2 separate regions of the Homo sapiens genome follow, and region 1 is linked to region 2. The links are chromatin loops, found by intact Hi-C in ENCODE. Cell type or tissue: right lobe of liver. All regions are shown on one strand. Links, peaks and the distances in the headings refer to the core of each region. The heading gives the core; the rest is flanking DNA.

Region 1 (5,393 bases), core at 294-5,293, 680 kb before region 2:
TCAATTTAAAAGCTAAGATTATTTCCAGGGTTTATTTTTCAGCTTAGGTTTAACTGGTTTTTCTATAGTAGAGAAGTACAGTGTAATCTGAAAGAAAAGAACAAGAATCCATATGATTTGCTGCAGTTAGCCAAAGGTGTTTGGAGTCGTGTTGTAATCCTGGCTTGAAAATACTGTCCCTGAAAAATTCTCCTTTAACACTCATTTAATATCTTTCCATGTGGAATCTTTGGCTTAAAATTTTTCTACACAAATTATTTTGTATAAAGTTTGAATTTCTCAAAGGAGTTTGGAAGTAATAAGACTTTTATCAAAATTGCATATGTAATTAACCTCATATAAGGAGCTTTTCTTCCAATCCTTTTTTACCAGACTACTAGAGAAGTTTTCATTAAAGGCAGTTACTTTTTGTGAGATCAACAAATGTTTCTAAAACAAACAGTATTTTTTTAAGTCTTAAAAATGTGTATGTTTGAGGTTTTTCGATAAAGAAAATGAATGATGCTGAAGTGCTGTGCGACAGCTACCGTGGGTAACTATTTTGGTAATACTTTCTATTGTCTGATGAATAGTTTATCCATTCCTGGTTGATAACAATTACTGTACTTGAAATATTTGATTAAATGGGAATCACTTGAATAAATAACTTTGAGCAAGTGGGCACATAAAAAATGCCTTTATGTTATTAAGGAAATTATCTAAAGTTATTGTAAAGATTATAGTCCTGTACTATTTGCTAAATAAGCATGCTTTCCTCTGATATTTGTTAATAATCATCAATGAAAATATAGTTTGGTTTATAAACATTTGTTGATCTCACAAAAAGTGACTGCCTTTAATGCAAAACATCAGTTCTATCAAAATAGAATCTGTGAAATAATTTCTGTCCCATTCTACACAAATATTTCATAACTTCTAAAATATAATCACCCATGTTGAAATGAATTCTTATCAGGCTATTGAGAGAATCTTTACTGATCAAATTTTTAGATATTTTTATTATTCGTTGAGTTATATTAGTGATAGTACTATTTACAAAATGCCAGAGGATAAACTTTATTCCTTAATTATTACTAGTTTTTTTCTTAAAAAATAAAGGTTGAACTTAGGTTAGTTTTTTCAAAATAGCATTTTTCAATTTGTATATATACTTTTAAAATGTTGAAATTCTGACTATGCTTTTCTTTATTATTAATAGATAAAAAATCCAAAAATACAAAGCAAAACTTGCATATGTAACAGTTTCGTCTAAAGTTCAAATTAGTAAACGCGTAACTGTTTTGATAATCACATAAAAATTCTATTCCATAAAATGTTCTGGGGGGCAGATTTTATTTATGTATTTAAAATTGTTAAATTGGCCTATCTACCTAAATTGAGTCTAAATCAAAACTGAAACAGAATGCTATATTAATATTTATATTCTGACTTTTTGGTAATATTTTTATATTGCTTAATTTTTTCAGTTCATATAATAAAAGATGAAATCATTTATTTGGATAGCAATTCTAAGAAATTTTTAGAAAAATTATAAATTAATATATTGCATTAGACAATCTCTTTGGAATGAAGCTAAAATGTTATGTGACTCTTTACAAGGAGAATTTTATATAATTTTTATATATAATTTTATATAAATTGTGTATCATATAATTTAATATAAGTAATATAATATAAAATTTATATAATGCATAATTTTATATAAATATATAATATATAATTTATATAATATCTAATTATATATTATAAATAATATATAATGTATATAATATCTAATTGCATTTTATAAAAATTACATATAAATTATATAAATTTTACAGCAATATATAAAATATATAATGGTAAAATATAAGCATATCACAATATTTATACTTTCAAATTATATTTTTAATCTCTCAAAGTGAATATGGTCTATAAATTCTGCAAAAAAATCAAGATCATTATAATGGCTGTGATATTTAAATTATATGATTAGTCATAACATAATATTATAAAAAGAGCTTTTTAATTAAAATATGTTAAATTATAATACATTGAAATGATTGTATTGTGTTCATTATATGTTCAATATTCTTTAAGGAGGTTCTGAAATGTTTAGAGGACATTAATAACAATGTTCATTTTAATGATGAATTCTAGTTGTAATGACTATAATGAAAAATTCTTCTGATCCAAGTATAATAAATTCTACTTTTTGAGATGTTAACATGTAATAATTAAATTAAATCATATAGAAAATAAGCAGTAGTCATATTATTTATGATTGGTGGATGTATGAGATACAAAATGATTTGTTTTAGAGAATCCATCATAATTTAAAAGTGCTTTATATATATATTTTATTTGGATTAATAAAAATTTCTCATTAAATATGTGAATGTTTAAGTATAAAATATTTTTCTAATTTTTCCAAAAATAAGAATTGGATGCTTTGAAAACTGTTAATCTATGGTATGCCACCTGCCCTATTTACATTTTTAACAGTTGAATATTTGTTAACTGATCTCATAGACAGCTACATGTTTTGCTGTTACCAGATGGATGAGATAGAATACCATGCATAACTTTACATTTATCTTCTTTGTCAACTTATTTGCATATCAATTAAAATAATATCTGTATTAGGATGGATAGTGAAAGTTACCAAATTTACATGATGTAACTGCAGTTTGCTAAATTTCCAGTAGATGCCCCCAGAGACCAGTCAACTCATTGGAAATCATGTAAATTTAAAGACCTTTTTATATTGAAACTTCTTTCTTGCTATATTTTGAAGTGCATGGAAAATAAATTAAGAATTCTAAAAATCTTAACTCACTAATCTTTCTTACAAAATACATATATGGCTGTTGGTAGCCCAATTCTTAATCATTGCTAATCAATACTATGACTAATAATTGTGAACAACCTAAGCATTAAGAAAAATGCTTTCAGTTTTCATTATAATTCTATATGGCTTTAAAGTAAAAAGTCATTTTAAACACTCTCAAATTTTTTGTCTTTTTAACTTCTCTCTCTTTATACATTTATATGGCTAGGAAAATGCTATATTGTTATTTTAGCTTTTGGGAAAAAATAGCATTTTTACCAAAAACTATAAAACATAAACAACTCATATAATTTTTATCAGTTAGTAGGTGTATGTCAAGAAATGACTTTTTAAATTCTGATTACGATATACATAATATCTATCTACACCGAAAAAGATAGGTAAGAATAGTGATTCACTTTATTCCAAGGAAATTATATTAACTGAAGCTATTTAAGTATTAATTTAAGTCAATGTAATTATCCCGTAGGTGATTCCAGTAACATTTATCCCTACCATATGAATGTAAAACTGTTATAACTGACACATGGATAACCCACTCGTGACTTATAAATATTAACTTAATGAAATAAAAGTATTATCCTGACTTTTGATTAGATGTTACATATCTTTTGATTTTATCTTTGTCAGATTAAATGAAAATTTTATGATCTTGTTTTAAAGTACGGTTTTTTTATTGAACCGCTTTTGAAATATTTCACTGACTGTAAAGCTTCATCTTGATTCCATAATTCAGTTTATCCTATGAAAAAAATATGTTAAATATATCAGTCATATAATTGAATATACAATAATGCCTTTGATTTTAAAAATTCACCTAATAACTTATACAAAGACCTACTTAGGTGGTTTTATATTACTTGTTAGATTTATTAGTTTAGGTGCAGAGAAAGTAAAATAAATTGTAATTTCTATTCATTGCATCTATTCATCTTTTTTATATTTATAGAAGTATATGCTTTTTATCCTTTTAAATGTTTGTCTTTGTCAGTGTTTTTCCCGTTAGAGTTTACACCCTTGAGTGGGAACCATATCCATTTAATTTGCTCTTCCTGGATGCTGCTGGCTGTCTGCTCTCTCCTTTTAAAGAGAAGGATTTTCTGGGGGAGTCACAAAATGATACTGATCTCTGTCTCCAACCCAACCTAAACATGGATTGCCATGGATAAAGAGAATGGCTTACCAATTGAAAGATTGCATCATAATTGTCAAATAACATCAAATTCCTAATCAATGCAATAAATAAAACATTGTGTGGAGGAGGAGAAGAAGAAAAAGCAACAATACATGATATAATAGGAGGCAATGTAGGGAAATGGGAAGAATTCAGAATTTGCAACCAGAGGGAGCTGGGTGTGAATTCCAACTCTGCCATTTACTATTAATAACTTGTATGGCTTTGGGCAATTCACAACCTCACTGAAGACAGGTTTTTTAATTTGTAAAAATTGAAGTAGTTCTTTATACAGTTATTGTGCCAGTTAGAAATGATGTCTACACAGTGCCTGACACATTGTGGGTGTTCTATAAATAGTAGCTATTCAAAATAGTTTAAGGCAGAATTTTAAAACACTATAATATCTCCATGGCTGTTTAGCAGTAAATTCTCCATTTCCCAGCATCTCTATATATTCACCTGCTGTGGAGTTATGCCATATTGTTCAGCTCTGCTTTCTGTCAGTCTCTAGATTTTTTAAATCTCTGCATTTTTTTAGGGAGATGTTGATGTGAATTCAAAACAATTAACAACATCTCCATTGAATGAATAATGCCCTTAAATGGCAATAAAACCCATATGAAATGCTTGACTACTTAATTTCATTCTCAAATGCATTCTCAAGCTGCATCCCTTATCTCGTTGCAGCCCCAAGTATCTGCAGTGGCAAAGATCTTCCTCAGGATACATTCAGCATGTCCACGAATGTGACAACTTTTGCTTCTGTGAATGGCACGTTTTTTTCCTGTCAGATGAACTCTCCTCATATTTCCTAATATTAAATCTCTCCATAAATTTTACCAGCATTCTCTATTTTCATCCAGTATCATGGCATCAGTTCAAGAAGATTTTTCTTTTTCTGATGCTTAAAAACAGCATCTGTTAATTTAGACTAATATTCATAAAAGTTTTTTAATGTGTAAATGAAACCAAAGCCTAAAAAGTTTATGGCCAAATGAAATAATGATTAAGCGAATAAATCTGAGTTTTGTTTATATTTCTATTTGTGTTTAAAACAATTCTCTTTCATACAGCAAGTGAACTTGGGCTATGGTTCTCTGTTATGAAATTTAAAACCTGAGAAATTCAAATCTAATGGTAGAGATTGACATTCCTTTTTTTTAGATAGCCGATTTATTTTAATAAAAGAAGATTTTCTGGTTAAAAGAAATAATTTGCAATAACTATGAAGGTTTAGATAGGAACCTATTTATTAAACCACTATAATTGTCTTTTCTTGCTCTCAAATATTAGCAATGAGGCTTAAACAGTAGCATATTTGTATGCATAGGTATGTGCGCATGTGTGTAAAAAATAGAGATGATACCAGCATAGTTCTATATGCAT
Region 2 (5,393 bases), core at 284-5,283:
TTATATGAAGAGGACTTGGGGCTAGATGAGAAGGACTCTAAGAGTCTCTGGAGAAGTTTCTAGTCTTTCCAGTTGTGCAATGACCAATCTCCCTCCTTGTTCCAGGCTGGCGGAGGAAAAAGGGATGTGTACTGCTTGCTTTTTTTTTCCTCTAGAATGTTACTACAGCTTAATATGTCACTTTTATTTACTTAATTTCTTCTAAAAGTCGGACCTTGCCAACTGAGGTCTAGCGATCTGGATTTCAAAGATGCTCAACCTTTGCATTCAACTACCCTGGGCCACTAATCAGCTGTCTTTGACTTTCCCCCTTCTCGTTTAATTACTTCTCTGTTGCCTGTTCAGCAGGTCCTCAGTTTCCTTTATGGCTCTGAGAGAGCAATGACCCGCAAGTGGGAATAAGGGAAATTTCCCCTTCTAAGCCCATGCAGCATCTCTCTTTTCAATCCTCCTTACCATTTCCACTCCCCGATCCATCCTTTCTCCTGCCCCTACTCCATTCTTTATGCTTCCTCTAGATGCATCTGCCACTGGGGCATAGAGCCCTGGAGGAGAGAGAAGGCACCCTGTCACTAAGCCTCTGGGGTAGAGATTGCATTTCATGAAGCTCTCACCATCCTCACCCATGTTTGGCAGACAACCAGGCCTGCAAAATGTTTCACCAACAAGCATTACAAAGAGAAAGAAAAAAATATTTGTTTGTTTAATATCAAGAGGAGTTTATGTCCAATCCCAGAGGGTCTGAGCAAGGAGGGACTGAGCTTAAATCAGAGGGCTTGGGCTTCCATATGCCCGCCAAATCATAATAATAACAATAATAACATACTAGCACTAATGCTTGTGCTACATTTGGAGCTTGAAATGATCAGCGACATTTCCCCTGATGAGGTTAAACAGCCTGGCTCGGGGGCTGCACATTTGCATAATAAAGATCAGAAGTCACTGCCTTCTACATCTCTCCCAGCACTGGCCGCCTGGTGTCCTTGATTCAGGGACACCACATCCTAATGTACTTCCATATGCGGCCCTGTGCAGTGATTCTAATCTTTGGCTTGCATGTGAAATGTCAGCTTCTTTTTTCGTCTGGGAGAACAACAAATTATATTTTTAAATGAGAAGGTGCCGCCTGTAATGGATAATATAATCTGAAAATGCAGAGGCAACATCTGTGACCCATGGTGCTAACCTAGCAAGCTCTAGTCTATTTTTCCTGCCTATCAGTTGATAGGAAAATATCACTTTCGATATAATAATTAATCATTAGTCAAAATGTATATCCCATTGGTTCCTTGCCTCTCAGACAACCATGCGTAGCTTGACAATAAATCAGGGAAATACAGTCTTTAATATCCAATAGAATGTATTTCCAGGCACCCTCTTTCCTATATAAAGCAACAAAACACTTTGCAGAAGACATCTATCATCAGGTGAGGGGGGACGATGCTCCCAAGATGCCATCTGAAGGAAGGAAATTGCAGAGCCCACAGAAAGGAAGGCAGTGAGTTCAAGATGGTGGCTGTAAACCAATGAGAAACATCTTCTTGCCGTGGTGAGCTCCTACCTGGGATAATGTCAGTCCCTCCCTCCCTTGCTGTCTCTCCTCCCTTTGGCCCACTGCTGGGGCCCTGTCACAGCCTGGCAGGTCATGCCCAGGCCTCACTCACTATGACTGACCAGTCTCCAGTGTCCTATCATCCTCCTCATTCCCAGGGTGGCTGTAAAGTGATCACTCCAGGCCATTTTTCTGCTTGATTCCTGGCTCTCTCTGGATCTGTTGAAATATTTACAATACCTAACATGATCCAAGAGAATAAATGAGCCGCCAAGTATGGTGGAAGGAAAAGCGGATTTGGAAGTCAGGGTGGGTCGAAGGAATCTGAGGACTCCCCTAGACTTGCTTGTTGTTGGACTGACCTCTCCGTGGCCTTGTTCTCCTCATCTGAAGAAGGCGTTGTTCATGGTTTTCAATCCCTGTTTGCTGGAGCCCTGAGTTTCTGAGGCAATGGGCAAAAGGGATGCTGGGAGAAGGAAACAGGAGGGGAAGATATCCCCAAACCTCCCCTAGAGCATTCAGTTTTTTTTTGGTTTACTGACTTGGTTTTAAAAACCACTGAGTCAGAAGACCTTTAAAGGCACTCCAATTTGTAAGCCCTGTAGTTCTCCATCTCAGTACTGCCCACTCCATCCCTGGGTGTGGAAATCATGTGGGAAATGCCACTTCAGCCTGGGGCCTATAGTCACATGCCTTGTTTCCTAGACCGGTGGCTCCCCAACAGGGGTGATTTTGCCCTCCAGGGGACCTTTGTCAATGTCTGGAGGCAATTTTGGTTTTACAACTGGGGAGGAGGGAGCCACTGGCACTGAGTAGAGGCCAGGGATGCTGCTAACCATCCGGCAAGGCAGAGGACAGCCCCCAAAATAAGCAATATCCAACCCCAGATGGTGACAGCACGGAGGTTGAGAAACCCTGCGCCACATGATGTAACCTGAAGAAAAGCTGTCATGCGGAGCTTCTGAGTTGGAAAGACTCCAGTCAGCCTTCCTTCTGCCCCAGCGCAGATCGAGAGGGAAGTCTATTCTCGGTTCCTCCCTGCCCAGAACTCCCTGGAGCCTTGGATCTGAGACATAAGAGCATTTCCTGCACTGAGGACAGTCACCCATAGAACTCTTTTTAATTCACCTCTAGGAGGGAAACTTACATTGCCTGATTCCCAAGTGTTCTGGAGCTACCCAAGGTGCCACGTATTCAACTTTAATCTACACTAAGAGCTGGTGATAGTAACACGGGTATTGAACTTTTCACTTACAAATGTAACACATACCTACTGATTACTTACTATGTACTAGGAATAGTGGACTCCAAGCTATGTACTAGGAATATAGCAGTGAACAAAACAAAGTCCTTGTCTTTATGAAGCATCTGTGTCTGGGGAAGGCAGAAAATAAACAAACACAGATAAATATATGACTCAAGTGGTTATAAGTGCTATCAATATTATTAAACAGTGTAGGAGGCTAGGTTGATTAGAGGTTGCAATGGTCAGGAGAAGGCTCTCTGCTGAGGCAGCTCTAGAAGAAAGCTCTGAAGGCTGGATGCCTGGGGGAACAGGGTTCCAGACAACAGGAGAGCAAGGGAGCTGCACAGAGCTTCCCGGAGAGCTCAGAGCAGCACAGTGAACACACAGGAAGAGGGCAATGTCAGAGGGCCAGCTCTCGCAGGACATAGCCCAATCAGATGTCCATATTTTATTCTGAGAGAGATGGAAAACCATTAGGGAATTCAGAGACAGCAACATGAACTGATTTATGTTTTGAAAGCAAAAAATCTCTGGAATACATCTGACAGGCTGTAGTTGTCCTGGTGGCCTCAATCGTCATGGGTAGAACAGGAGTCTCAAAACGCTCCCATTTTCTTTGTGAATTTAAAGAGCAGAATAAACAACCAAACCACTAGTCTTCCTTTTATCACTAATGTCTTCCTGATATGCTAAACCAGGAGCCAGAGATGACCACCCCTGGTTTTGCACCATGCCAGGGCAGATGGAGCAGAGTGCTCAGAATACTGTAAGCCTGGAGAAGTTCTCAAGTTTAATAAAACAAGTTAATGCAAATTAATTTCACTTGAATAAAAGAAGTTTCTTGCTACTTTTAGAAGAGGGATAGGCTGGAGTGAAATGAAATCAGAACACGCAGTCTGTGTCCCAGAAAGGCTAGGATCACTGATTAATACTGGAAGTCTGAAACAGGGAGAGGACATGGCCATCATCTGAAATTTATTCATAAATTGCCAGCCCTTCCCAGATAACTTGCAAATAAAGTGTGACCCATGTCTAAATATTTACTGGTTTGCTGACTTTTTTTTTTTTGCTAATTAATTTTTTTTTTTAAGGAAAACAAACAGCATAACAGCAAATTAATGCAGATAGCCTCAACAGTGGGACAGCAAGCCAAGCTACAGTAAAATGTTAAGTTGTACTTTACTAAAATTCTATCTATGGGAAAAAATCAATTGAAAATATCAAAAATAGTCTCTGAATATAAAAAGATTAAGGCTACCACTACCCATGGTGTGTAGTTATTAAATTAGCACTATAGATATAAAAGCATTAGTTTAAAATATAATAAGTTTTCAGCAATTATTTATCCATCATTTTCCCTCAAATATGTGTTTAGCCGCATACCTTCTTTCCTCCAAGAAGAGGTTGGCTGAGCAATTTTGTAGCTGTTCCTACAAAACACAAAAACTATTTTAAGATGTTGTATTTGAGTCCTTTCCCTTCTTTTTTTTTTTTTTTCTTTTTACTTTTAATGGCTTTATGCTTTAGTAAGAGCTTTCAGGTTAAGTTAACACTTCCTACTCATTCCCCTCTGGGGCTTCTGTGAAGCTTAGAGGACCTTCACGATCACTTATGTAGTTTGAGTATAGGCCCATGGACTCCAGCTGCCCTGGCCAAAAAAGAGTCTAGTCAGAATGCTGCAGCAAAAAATTATCTGATACGTGGTAGGAATTGTAGCCAGTGACTACCATGACAACTCGTGTGGCCTTCAAGTGACTGGGCCAGGGAAGTGAGGTGGGAAGTTTGCTTCAAGAGAAGTTGTCAGCCGGGTGCAGTGGCTCACGCCTGTAATCCCAGCACTTTGGGAGGCCCAGGTGGACGGATCACAAGGTTAAGAGATAGAGACCATCTTGACCAACATGATGAAAATCCGTCTCTACTAAAAATACAAAAATTAGCTAGACATGGTGGTGCGTGCCTGTAGTCCCAGCTACTCAGGAGGCTGAGGCAAGAGAATTGCTTGAACACAGGAGGCAGAGGTTGCAGTGAGCTGAGATTGCACCACTGCACTCCAGCCTGGTGACAGAGCAAGACTCCATCTCAGAAAAAAAAAAAAAAAAAAGGAAGAAGAGGAGAATTTGTCATAGAAAGAAAGTGACTTCGGTGGCTCACGCCTGTAATCCCAGCACTTTGGGAGGCCGAGGCGGGCGGATCACAAGGTCAGGAGATCGAGACCATCTTGGCTAACACGGTGAAACCCCGTCTCTACTAAAAATACAAAAAATTAGCCGGGCGCGGTGGCGGGCGCCTGTAGTCCCAGCTACTCGGGAGGCTGAGGCAGGAGAATGGCATGAACCTGGGAGGCGGAGCTTGCAGTGAGCCGAGATTGTGCCACTGCAATCCGGCCTGGGCTAAAGAGCGGGACTCCGTCTCAAAAAAAAAAAAAAAAAAGAAAAGAAAGTGACTTTTTTTCATGATCACAGAATTTCTCTAAATGGGCTACACGTAAAGACAGTGTTGCAGCTTCAAGATAATATTAATGACAATGGTATGTCAGTTTGGTTATGGATAGCTAAATATTGTGTATGCATTCAATCTTTACATCAACCAAAAGAG

The links. A loop is a pair of places that touch in the nucleus more often than their neighbours do. Peaks named below come from ENCODE experiments on the same cell type or tissue, not always from the same donor. Only the 100,000 strongest peaks of a DNase experiment are listed, where the experiment ranks them.
Region 1: a loop joins it to region 2, with 5 times the contacts of the local background. A loop is called at or near these places in 57 of 110 quality-filtered maps.

What each region holds. Positions count from the first base shown.
Region 1 is chr4:146,913,964-146,919,356 of GRCh38, reverse strand. All of the region lies in intron 4 of TTC29 (tetratricopeptide repeat domain 29), which reads left to right. Among named protein-coding and RNA genes, the nearest start is that of TTC29-AS1, 17 kb to the left of the region's middle. In right lobe of liver, for the core only: a CTCF peak has its summit at 2,688; no DNase peak of the experiment used is centred there; H3K27me3 peaks cover 909 bases.
Region 2 is chr4:146,232,909-146,238,301 of GRCh38, reverse strand. No RefSeq gene overlaps it. Among named protein-coding and RNA genes, the nearest start is that of REELD1, 21 kb to the right of the region's middle. In right lobe of liver, for the core only: no CTCF peak of the experiment used is centred there; no DNase peak of the experiment used is centred there; H3K27ac peaks cover 277 bases.